Regions from separate parts of the Homo sapiens genome. Here region 1 is linked to region 2. A link is a loop called in an ENCODE intact Hi-C map of the cell type or tissue named here. Cell type or tissue: endothelial cell of umbilical vein. All regions are shown on one strand.

The links. Hi-C counts contacts between places; a loop is a spot of excess contacts. Peaks named below come from ENCODE experiments on the same cell type or tissue, not always from the same donor. Only the 100,000 strongest peaks of a DNase experiment are listed, where the experiment ranks them.
Region 1: it touches region 2 in a loop (4-fold over the local background); 3 of 110 quality-filtered maps call a loop at or near these places.

Annotation. Positions count from the first base shown.
Region 1 is chr2:215,662,329-215,667,328 of GRCh38, reverse strand. All of the region lies in intron 5 of LINC00607 (long intergenic non-protein coding RNA 607), which reads left to right. It overlaps LOC102724861 (a long non-coding RNA gene), which reads right to left. Exons shown (of 8, transcript NR_187737.1): 3 at 1,884-1,949; 4 at 269-346. Among named protein-coding and RNA genes, the nearest start is that of LINC01614, 53 kb to the left of the region's middle. In endothelial cell of umbilical vein, no CTCF peak of the experiment used is centred here; a DNase peak (open chromatin) is centred at 2,318; H3K27ac peaks cover 1,576 bases.
Region 2 is chr2:215,451,917-215,456,916 of GRCh38, reverse strand. It overlaps LOC102724849 (a long non-coding RNA gene), which reads right to left and starts at 3,210. Exons shown (of 4, transcript NR_110607.1): 1 at 3,192-3,210; 2 at 1-25. In endothelial cell of umbilical vein, a CTCF peak has its summit at 2,299; a DNase peak (open chromatin) is centred at 2,286.

The sequences.
Region 1 (5,000 bases), 210 kb before region 2:
GAAAGGATTCAGAGGCAATAGATGGTAGAAGCGACTTTATGCAGCGAGAAAATGAAAGGTTAAGGAGAGGAGGAAAACTCTATGAGAGTGAAAATAGAACTATCTATCTGGAATTATATCACATGATGTGCCCCTTTCACTGAGTGATCTTTGGCACTTTATTTCAGTAAAAATAAAATGGCAGGTTGAGCATTGTTGTCCACTATGTTAGGTTTTCCTAACCCTGACGTATTTCCATTATCAGTTTCTCAAAGTGTCAGAAACTCACCAGAATAGCCTTCAGGATGTCCTTCTTTTTCTTCAAAGATACAGTGTGGAAAATATGGGTTTAAGGTAATAAGAATTTCTGTTGGAATGCAAATATATCATCTATGAGGAATAATTTATTAAACCATTGTTACCCTAGAAAACAATAGTGTATCAGATTGCATTACTTAGCTAACGGAATTCTAGGAGAATGGGATGAAGGAAAGGTCAACTTTGAAGAATGTTTGGTGTTCAGTTTATAGTGGGTTGACTTGATGGACTGTTATTTTGGAAAGGTGATAAGGGTGATCCTTGGGAAGGGAAGTAAGAAGGAAAACAGAATATACTAAAGATACTTATTTACTCAAAATTTTGCTGAGAGCTTTCTCTTATTTTAGGTGAATGCACAAATGGAAGTCTTAAATCATTCAGCATATGAAAAATCTGAAAATAGAGAACTAAAAGTACAAATTTCATTTTGCTAAACTGGTTGTGCATTTATTCTAAATTAAAAATAGACAGGGCCATCCTTGACTCTTGACCCAGTGCATTGTGTGTAGACAATCTGCAGAGACATGAGGGTCTACTTTCCTATTCAAAACTAAGGAGGATTTTGGAGACAATCCTTCTTGTGAATAGAGCAAATAATTTAGCTCCTAAGCATCCATCTAAAGCAACAGTAGCTTTCAGTGGTTGTTTTAATAGATTTACACTAATGAGATAAAGCCAATGTGATGATGTCTGTGATTGTTTGTTGGTCTAATCTAAAAGGTTACATGCTTTTGGCATTTCAGTATTTGTCCACAGTCTACAAAATTCTTTACAGTGAATCTTCAAAGAAAAGGACAGGGGAGAGGTGAAAAAAAAAGATCAATTTTCGCATGTTATCATCAGGTTTGGTGGCAAAGAATGTTAAAAAATCTCAGCAAAAGTGTAATTTGGGATAAACAGCAGATTCAATTTAATCATATTTTCTCTTTCCCCAATAGGAAAGATAATGAAGGGTTGGCTGTTGACATTAGTCAATAGACAACACTTATTATTCCTGTGCAGTGAAGTGTTTCATGAGGAAGTGCTGAATAGGTAGACAAAGAAAATGAAATGTCCTTTGATGAAAAGACTAACACAATACAATCAACGGTAGAAATCTTCCCACCAAAATCAATAAAAAAGAACTGTGTAATATTTTATTTATTTATTTTTTTGAGACAGAGTCTCGCTTTTTCACCCAGGCGGGACTGCAGTGGCCCTATCTCGGCTCACTGCAGGCTCCGCCTCCTGGGTTCATGCCATTCTCCTGCCTCAGCCTCCCGAGTAGCTGGGACTACAGGCACCCGCCACCGCGCCCAGCTAATTTTTCGTATTTTTTAGTAGGGGTTTCACTGAATATTTTTTTAAAAAAATAATTTGTCTAGATCATCTGGTTAAGTCTGAAGTTATGAAAACACTGTACCTAGAAAGTGACTTTTTTTTGGTTATAAATGGTAGCTATACAGTGGTTGAGAGAGTATGGACCATGGGAATTTTGTAGCAGGCAAGAAAGGTTAGAACACTATCAGTCCTATGAACTGTAGAACTTGTGGCAAGCATGCAATCTTTCAAAAAATTCATTGAAAAAATTTCACTGAAATCCATACAAAACTCGTAAGATGTGTCAACTTGAAAAGTTTCATCGTCATCTTGGTTTTAGATGTCTGGCTTAACTGTAAATTGAAAGAGAATCTTGTTAATTGTACTCTATCTCACCAGAGAGACAAAAGTAAAATATGTCATAATGTAATTGAGGCCTCCTTTCTTTCATCCAGGAACTTTGGACTTTCATTTTTTTTAATGTTGAAACTGAAATGACTTTTATTAGTTAATTTTGTGTGCCTTATAGTAACACCATCCAACCCTCACTTAGAAACTGAGACACTTCCAACTTAAAAGCAACATTTAGGCAAATGGTGAAGCAACATTTTTGGGGACTCAAGTATTTAAAGGTACTTCCTTACAATTCTTCAGTGTCTCCTCACAGTAAACATGCAGCTAATTTCCTGTTCTCTCCCAAGTGTAAAACATTAGTCAGTCACTTAGCTGTTCCCTTTGGGCCAGAGGACCCGTCTCATTTAGATGAGTCATTTTGTGAGGCTCTGAAGCAAGTTGGTGGTGAAAGAAACTATTCTAAAAGGGATTTTGTCAGCATGGTTTGCACAGCTAATTGATGATGGCAAATCTTAGAACCTTAAGGAGGCAGATACTTGAGTAAAGTGAGCAAAATGGGGCTTTCAAATCTACTGTTTTCAAAATATTTTTCCAACACACTTCCTATAATACTTTAAAAAAAAAGACATCATTAAGATTCTGTATAGACATAAAACACTTTCTGATTTTTCACTTGACTCTCTGATATATAATCTAAAACATCTAGAATATCATGGTACATTTAATGTAAGTAAGTCCTGCTGGACCTATGGCTAAAGAGCTAGGCCCATCCATCTATGAATATTTTATGGCAAATTTTACTATAGAATTAAGATACTTAAAAGAAAAGCAATAATACAAATGTGTGGGCAGAAGATCCTCCTAACTCAGTGTAAAATAGTGATAACATGGAATTCAGGGTGAGAAAAGAGAGGGTTTGCTTCCAAGAATTATCGCTCTGTCTCTCTCTCTCTCTCTCACACACACACACACACATACACACACAGTGGATTAAATAGGACCAGAGTAGGAGAATTTACTTTTTCCAAAGTGTGAGAATCCTTCAATTTCCTCAAGTTCTTTCCCTCTATAATAATCTCTTTCAGACTGTTTTCCTTCTGTAATAGTCCCCCTTAGTAGCCTCTCTACAGTACTGATGCAGACAAACTGATGGCTAAGTAAGGTTTGTCTTTGGTATTCCCATTCCTGTCCTCTTTAGCACCATATTTTCCAGTTTGGCACCATCTTTTCCAGGCTTTCTTGCTATCTCCACTGATAAGACTTCTTGTTTATTTGGTGCCTTCTTTCAACCCTGACATCTTCATCTCAAGCAGTGTTTTACTCTTCCAACTTCCACCAAAGATGATGTGTTCTGTGTGTTGTCTCAAAGTCTTGATGGGTGGCTGAGTCAAAGATATACACTTAATGAATTGTTGGTGCTAAGATTTTAAAAGACAGTTAGGTCATAGTGTGTTTCCATGCCTCTAATTGAAAAGGCCAGTTTGAGCCAATATTTTTTAATCCAAAGGATTGGCTCTAACTGGATTTGACAGGCTCGTGGTAGACAGATCTGTAGGTGAATGGGTCTTTGTTTCCTTAAAACATGTCTTCTAGGTGACTACCTACCCCACTTGTCTCAGGCAGGCCCCCCTCCTCTCACCGAGTCCTGTACCTCACATGGGACCCTGCTAGAAGGTTTGGAATACATCTTCGGTGCTGGGGGTAGACTCCCCTCTGGTTCTCTATGATAGGAACTCTGTTCTGGGGCTTCTCAAGAAGCGTGACTCAGTGCTAAGTCTAATTTTTTTTTTTTTTTTTTTAGCCAGAGTTTTGCTGTGTTGCCCAGGCTGGTATACAGTGGTGCGATCTTGGCTCACTGCAACTTCTGCCTCCCAGGTTCAAGCGATTCTCCTGCCCCAGTCTCCCAAGTAGCTGGGATTACAGGCACACGCCACGATGCCTGGCTAATTTTTGTATTTTTAGTGGAGACAGGGTTTCGCCACGTTGGCCAGGCTGGTCTCGAACTCCTGACCTCAGGTGATCCACTCACCTCGGCCTCCCAAAGTGCTGGGATTACAGGCGTGAGCCACCATGCCTGGCTGATTCAGTGCTAACTCTAATTAGAGGCCATTGCTGACCCTGTAAAATTGGTAGACACTTAAGGCAGTTGCTATTTCTTCCCCTTGTCTCAACTGTTTTACTCTTCCTTTTGTGTTGTTTCACAGTGAAAGCATCATCAGAAGCAGTTAAAGTGACAAATATTGGGTTAACCAGACAGTTTCACGATACATCTCTCCTTTTCCCTTTTTATAGTGGACACCTTTGAGAGTGTGAAGTTGCCATCCACAGAATAGATGATCTTTGAAAACCTTGGAGAGAAACATCTTTCAACTGCTTTTGAGGGGAATAAACATGACACAGAAAAAGAAAATCTGGGAATGCCTTTTTCTAATGCATTTGACTGTCTGGCTGTCTGACTTCCAAAACAGTTGGAGCTATAAAATGTTAAATTTGGCTTAAGGAAGTCGTCAGTGAGAAATACTACCCCAAGTTTTGAAGAGGAAAAAAAAAAGTTAAAACATGTATTAAAAGTTAATAGTGGCAAAATTTACAAGTCTGGGCATGTAGAGATTCAACACTTTCAATCTGCTAATTTGCCAAGGCATAATTTACCCACACAGTTCATAAACACATTTAGATGCTCAGAAAGAAACACGTGATCTTCTTGAGATTTATAGAAAATGGACATATCAATTCCTTCCTTCAGGGAGTCTGCAATCCAGGAGGCGGAAAAAAATGATGCATAATTTGTAAGTGGACATTGGTGAAAGAGAGTGGACAAATACTGAAGGGCTTAGTTAGGAAGGATGCCTTACATGTCAGGAGTTCTTGTATTTAGAGGTGGGCATCCGAATTATTACTTTAACTCTGGGAAGGATTTGGCACCTATACTGAAGGAGCCGACAGCTGTTTCCATGACTTGAGTTGTTTAGAAAGCTTTAGGTTCTTAGAGCCTATGGATTAATGTAGAAGAATATGGGTTGAAAGGGATGCAGTGAATGTACAGGTCA
Region 2 (5,000 bases):
AGCAGATGTAATCAGTTTCTCATTTCTACAAAATACAAACCTTTTATTGGTAAATTTGTTATAATTTAGAATGAATACATTGCCCCTCTTCATGCTTACAAAAATTCAGTTAACCTTAATCCAACTCAAGCCTCACCTCCTTTATAAATCCTTCCTTGATCACTCTGTCTACAACAATTTTCTTTCACTTCTTTCTTTTCTCTCACTTTTTCTTTCTCATTTTCTTTTTCTACAATAATAATACTAAATGTTACTCATTGAGCAACTATTATGTGCCAGGCACTCTGCTAAATATTTGTTAAGAATGATCCCTTTAAAATCCAACCAACAAGGCAGGTTATTAAAGATGATGCTTGTTTTGCAGAAGCACGGAGAAGCTAAAAAGCTTTGTCCAGTGTCACCTAATTTAGTGATAGAGCATGACTTTGAACCCAGATAGTCTGATTCTCAAGCCCATGCCCTTAGCCACTTTACTACACAACCTCTCACTGCACTTTTGATTATGTTATGTTATGTGGCAAAAGCGATTTTGCAGATGTAATTAAGGTTATTAATTAGTTATTTTTGTGTTAATTAAAAGCAGATTATCTGGTGGGCCTAATCTAATCACATGAACCTTTTAAAAGCAAAGAGCTTTCTCAGACTGGTGACAGAGGAAATGTCAGAGAGATTCAAAGCACAAGGCCACTGCTACCTGAAGATGGAGGGGAACACGTGCAAGGACTGGAGAGCTGCTTCTAGTTTCTGAAAACAACCGCTGGCAACAACCACCAGGAACTGAATTCTGCCAACAATCCATCTGAGTTTGGAGGCAGACTCTTCTCCAGAGCCTTCAGATAGGAGCCCAGCCTTGATTTCAGCCTCATGAGACCCTAAGCAGAAAACCCAGTCAAGCCCACCCAGATTTCTGACCTACTGAACTGTGAGACAATAAATGAGTGTTGTTTTAACGGGCTAGATTTGTGGTCATTTGTTCTACAGCCCCAGAAAACTAACCCAAGGCCAGATGCAGTGGCTCACACCTATAATCCCAGCACTTTGGCAGGCTGAGGAGGGCGGATCACCTGAGGTTAGGAGTTTGAGACCAGCCTGGCCAACATGGTGAACCCTCGTCTCTACCAAAAATACAAAAATTAACCAGACATGGTGGCAGAGGCCTGGCCAACATGGCAAAACCCCATCTCTACTAAAAGTACAGGAATTAGCTGAGCATGGTGGTGTGCGCCTGTAATCCCAGCTACTTGGAAGGCTGAAACAGGAGAATCACTTGAACCCAGGAAGCAGAGGTTGCAGTGAGCCGAGATTGTGCCATTGCACTCCAGCCTGGGTGACAGAGTGAGACTCTGTCTCAAAAAAAGAAAACTAATGCACACTTTTTTAAAATTAGGTGAACCATATGAAATTGCCAATATTGACTGTTGTGACCTACAGAAATAATTACTTCATTTGACTCAATCTAACATTATTTGAGGATGATCAAGCTAATATTATTTGCTGATGGGTTCTTAAAGACTTGACATTTTAGGAAGACGCAAAAAAATAAAGGTTTATAAATTTTACTCATCCCCATGTTCTTTACTCCCCAAAATGCACACACCAAAAAAAGTATATATGTTGACAATTTCTCAGTTCTGTGACAGAGAAAATGTCCTCTACTGCCTAACCTGTTGTTTCTAACTGCTGCTATTACCAATTGTGAAGATATTACAGTTCGTGTCTTTTCTCCAATGTGATCTTAAAATGTTTGAGATCAGAAACCATATTTTTGTTTCCAGCACAATGTTTGTTACATTAATAAATTTTCAGGTTTACCAGTGTTGGCACTTTGAAATGCAGAGTTAGTGATTCAGTTATGCAGAGTAACATTGGAGAACTTGCATTAGCATAACCACTAGAGAGAAAAGACGTTTTTCAGTGCAGACCCTAGATTGAGACTTTAAAACCCTTTATTTTCAAACTAAAAGAAGAGGTAAGGAGCACTGAAAGTCCCCATGTGCAAAAACAGGACTCAGAGATGATGACCGAGGTGAAAATTGAACAGGTCATCCTTCTAAAACAGCCCATGAGGGCATCTTGAGAACAAAGGACAAAGCAATCTTCATTGTTATAAACTCTTAATTATCCAAGAGGCCAGCAATTGTGTTTTTTTTTTAACAGAGCTTAAAATACATATATTTTTATTTACCTTTTACGTATGTGGTCAAAAGACACAAAAGGTTAATTCAGTACAAGGTGCAATGTTTGATCCCATGGAAAGAGTTCTGAGGCAGAGTCGAGACCAAACAGCTCCTCCTAGTTGTCATTGAGGGCATGACACTTAATATCAAATATTAAGGAAATTTGTTTCTGAAGTGTAACTCTGAGATGGAATAAGAAAACTAGCCATATATCCTGATCATTGTTGCCTCAAGGTCTGTGTATCAACTTTGTTCCATTCATACAGATAATAAGTGGCTGTGGTTAATTGATGAATAATTGCCAGGTCACTAGAACCCATCCACTTGGGAACTCCCCAGGACTGTGCTTTCAAATTAATACAGTCCGTTCTTTGGGAAATTTTGTTCAGTGTTTTTCTTCTAAACTTTAGAATCAGCCAAATAATTTTACCAATAAAATTTTAGTAATATACAGTACTATTTACAGAGTAATGCACAGAATCTCTTTTCAGAACTAACAAAGGAATACTAGCAGTAAAAAAGATCCTGCAAGGATCTTTTTTAAAAATCTGCTTAGAAAATAGATATGATTTAACACCTTAATTTGTAAAAATTTATTTCAAATGGTCTCCTTCAATAGCCCATTTTAAATGTTCTTGGTTCTTTTCTATTATTGCAAGCAGAGGCATGCTGTGTACTCTTAGTATTGTCTATTAACTAATACAAAAGAAAAAATTGGTGAAAAGGTTTTCATCATTGCATGATTCTGTTGCTCTTATAGAATACAAGTATTAGAATTGGAAGAGATCTTGGAAGGCATGCAGTACAATACAAGCATGAGTGACTCCCCTTCAAATACTATCCCCAAGTAATTTTATGTTTTTTGTTTAACTATGGCAGCCCATTTCAATCTTAGATAGCTCTTACCGTTAGGAAGTTCATCTTTATAGTGAAATAAAATCCTACCTCCCTGTAATTTTTATCTTTAGTCATGAAAGTCAAACTGTACTTAAGATGTGGTTATTTTGTTCTTACCTTGCTAGTTATAGTTTAATTACCAGTCTTTAAGCACTGTGAAAATTCTAACATTCTCATTCTATCAAACTACATTCTACATTGTACAGCAATTTGTATCTCCATAGAAACAATTCCAACACATAGAATTGTAATTCCCAAATGGCATAATTGTAAACATTTTCTCAGATAACTTCAAAGCCATTTCTGAAATTTCTTCTAAAACATTCACATGAACTCAGATTGTGAAAATGAGTTATACCTCCTTTGAAATCAAGTCGTTTTTTAATTCCTCCAAATATAAATGTTAAAAACTAAAATGTCAAAATAAGCAATGGTAGTATTAACACAGTTAATACTGAAGGTAAATGTTAAACACATGCTACTTTCTTTGCAAAGAGCATCTGCAAATTTAAAACCAAGAGTGGTCTCATTACAGACAAGTCTACTTGAAAAGTTACATTAAATTGTTTTACACGACATATCTTGGCATTTTATACTTTTTTAATTTTCAAAAGTTTATTTATAGAGAACACAGCTATTAGTGACGATGATTCTAGGTTTAGAGGGAACACATTTTCCCATTTCCTGGTGATTTTCCGTAAGCACAGTCTTGGTGCTCCTCTGGGCCAATTTTCCCATTTTGTTTCTCCTCTGGAGAAGTGAAGTGACGCACTGGCTTTGTAAATTTGGGGAAAATATCCAGACCAGCCTGATCAACTCTGCTCTCCTTTTCTCTCCTGGGTAGGGAGGCTGCTCACTGCGATCTCTGCTGCTCCTCTGTTTGTCCGTGCAGTTGGCTTTACTGGAACAGCAATGTGCCCTGTGTGGGCCACTCCTGGCCAGCAGGGACTGCAGAGGATAGATGAGACTCCCTAACTCTGGGTACACTAGGCAGGCCTCCTTCACTCTCTTCCCGAGCCACTTCCTTCACCTTAGCCCCCATCAGTTAGTTCTCTATGTGGAATTCAGGCAGGAAAGAGATGAGTTGTTTAATGAGCGCTCCTCTCACCCCTAGGGACCCTCAAAATGGGAAATCATAAAGTAAAGGAGCAAAGATATTTTAATTACTTAAACAGAGGAGAGAAACAAAGCTTTTATTCTTGCTGGTGGTAAGGTATGAGCTCTTCATCTCTTCTCTTAGAAACAAAAGCAAATTTAGGATATAAATCTATATTCCTTGCGAAGATGTGTGCTCCAATATTCTGGGTATATGCAAAATGTGCACATGAATGTTTAGGAAGTGCACATATATCATTATTTTATATTTGGGCATTTTTAGGTGAGGTTAAAAAATTATAATGGACAAAAGCTTTTTTACAGTTATGTAATTTTTGAACCCAAGGAATAAGAATTAATCTAATTCAACATATTTGTTTTATAAATAGGGAAACTGAGGCACAAAGATTTAAGTATAATCAAGTTCACACAGATATATACTGACAGAACAGGAACTGGAATGTCAATTATATAAAAATTATAATTGATAAATATCATACCACCCAAAGCCATCAGTGCCACTGTCAAGCATCTTTGCAATATACTAATGATGTGAATAGACCAGATATAATTTTATCCAGCTTTTACAATGAGAGTAATTAAGTCATTAAATTATACAAATACATACCCTTTCTACAATCATAAGGCAAATCAATAATAAATTAATAAATAACCTAATTTCTATCAGTGCTTACTATGCCACCAGATTTCACATATTCAACTTTTAACAGTAATTGTACACAGAGATGTGTTACAAAATGGGCTAATTTTCAACCCCAAAGAATTTTTCTCTTAGAACCAACAAGGCAACTTAAACTAGATTGTACTACT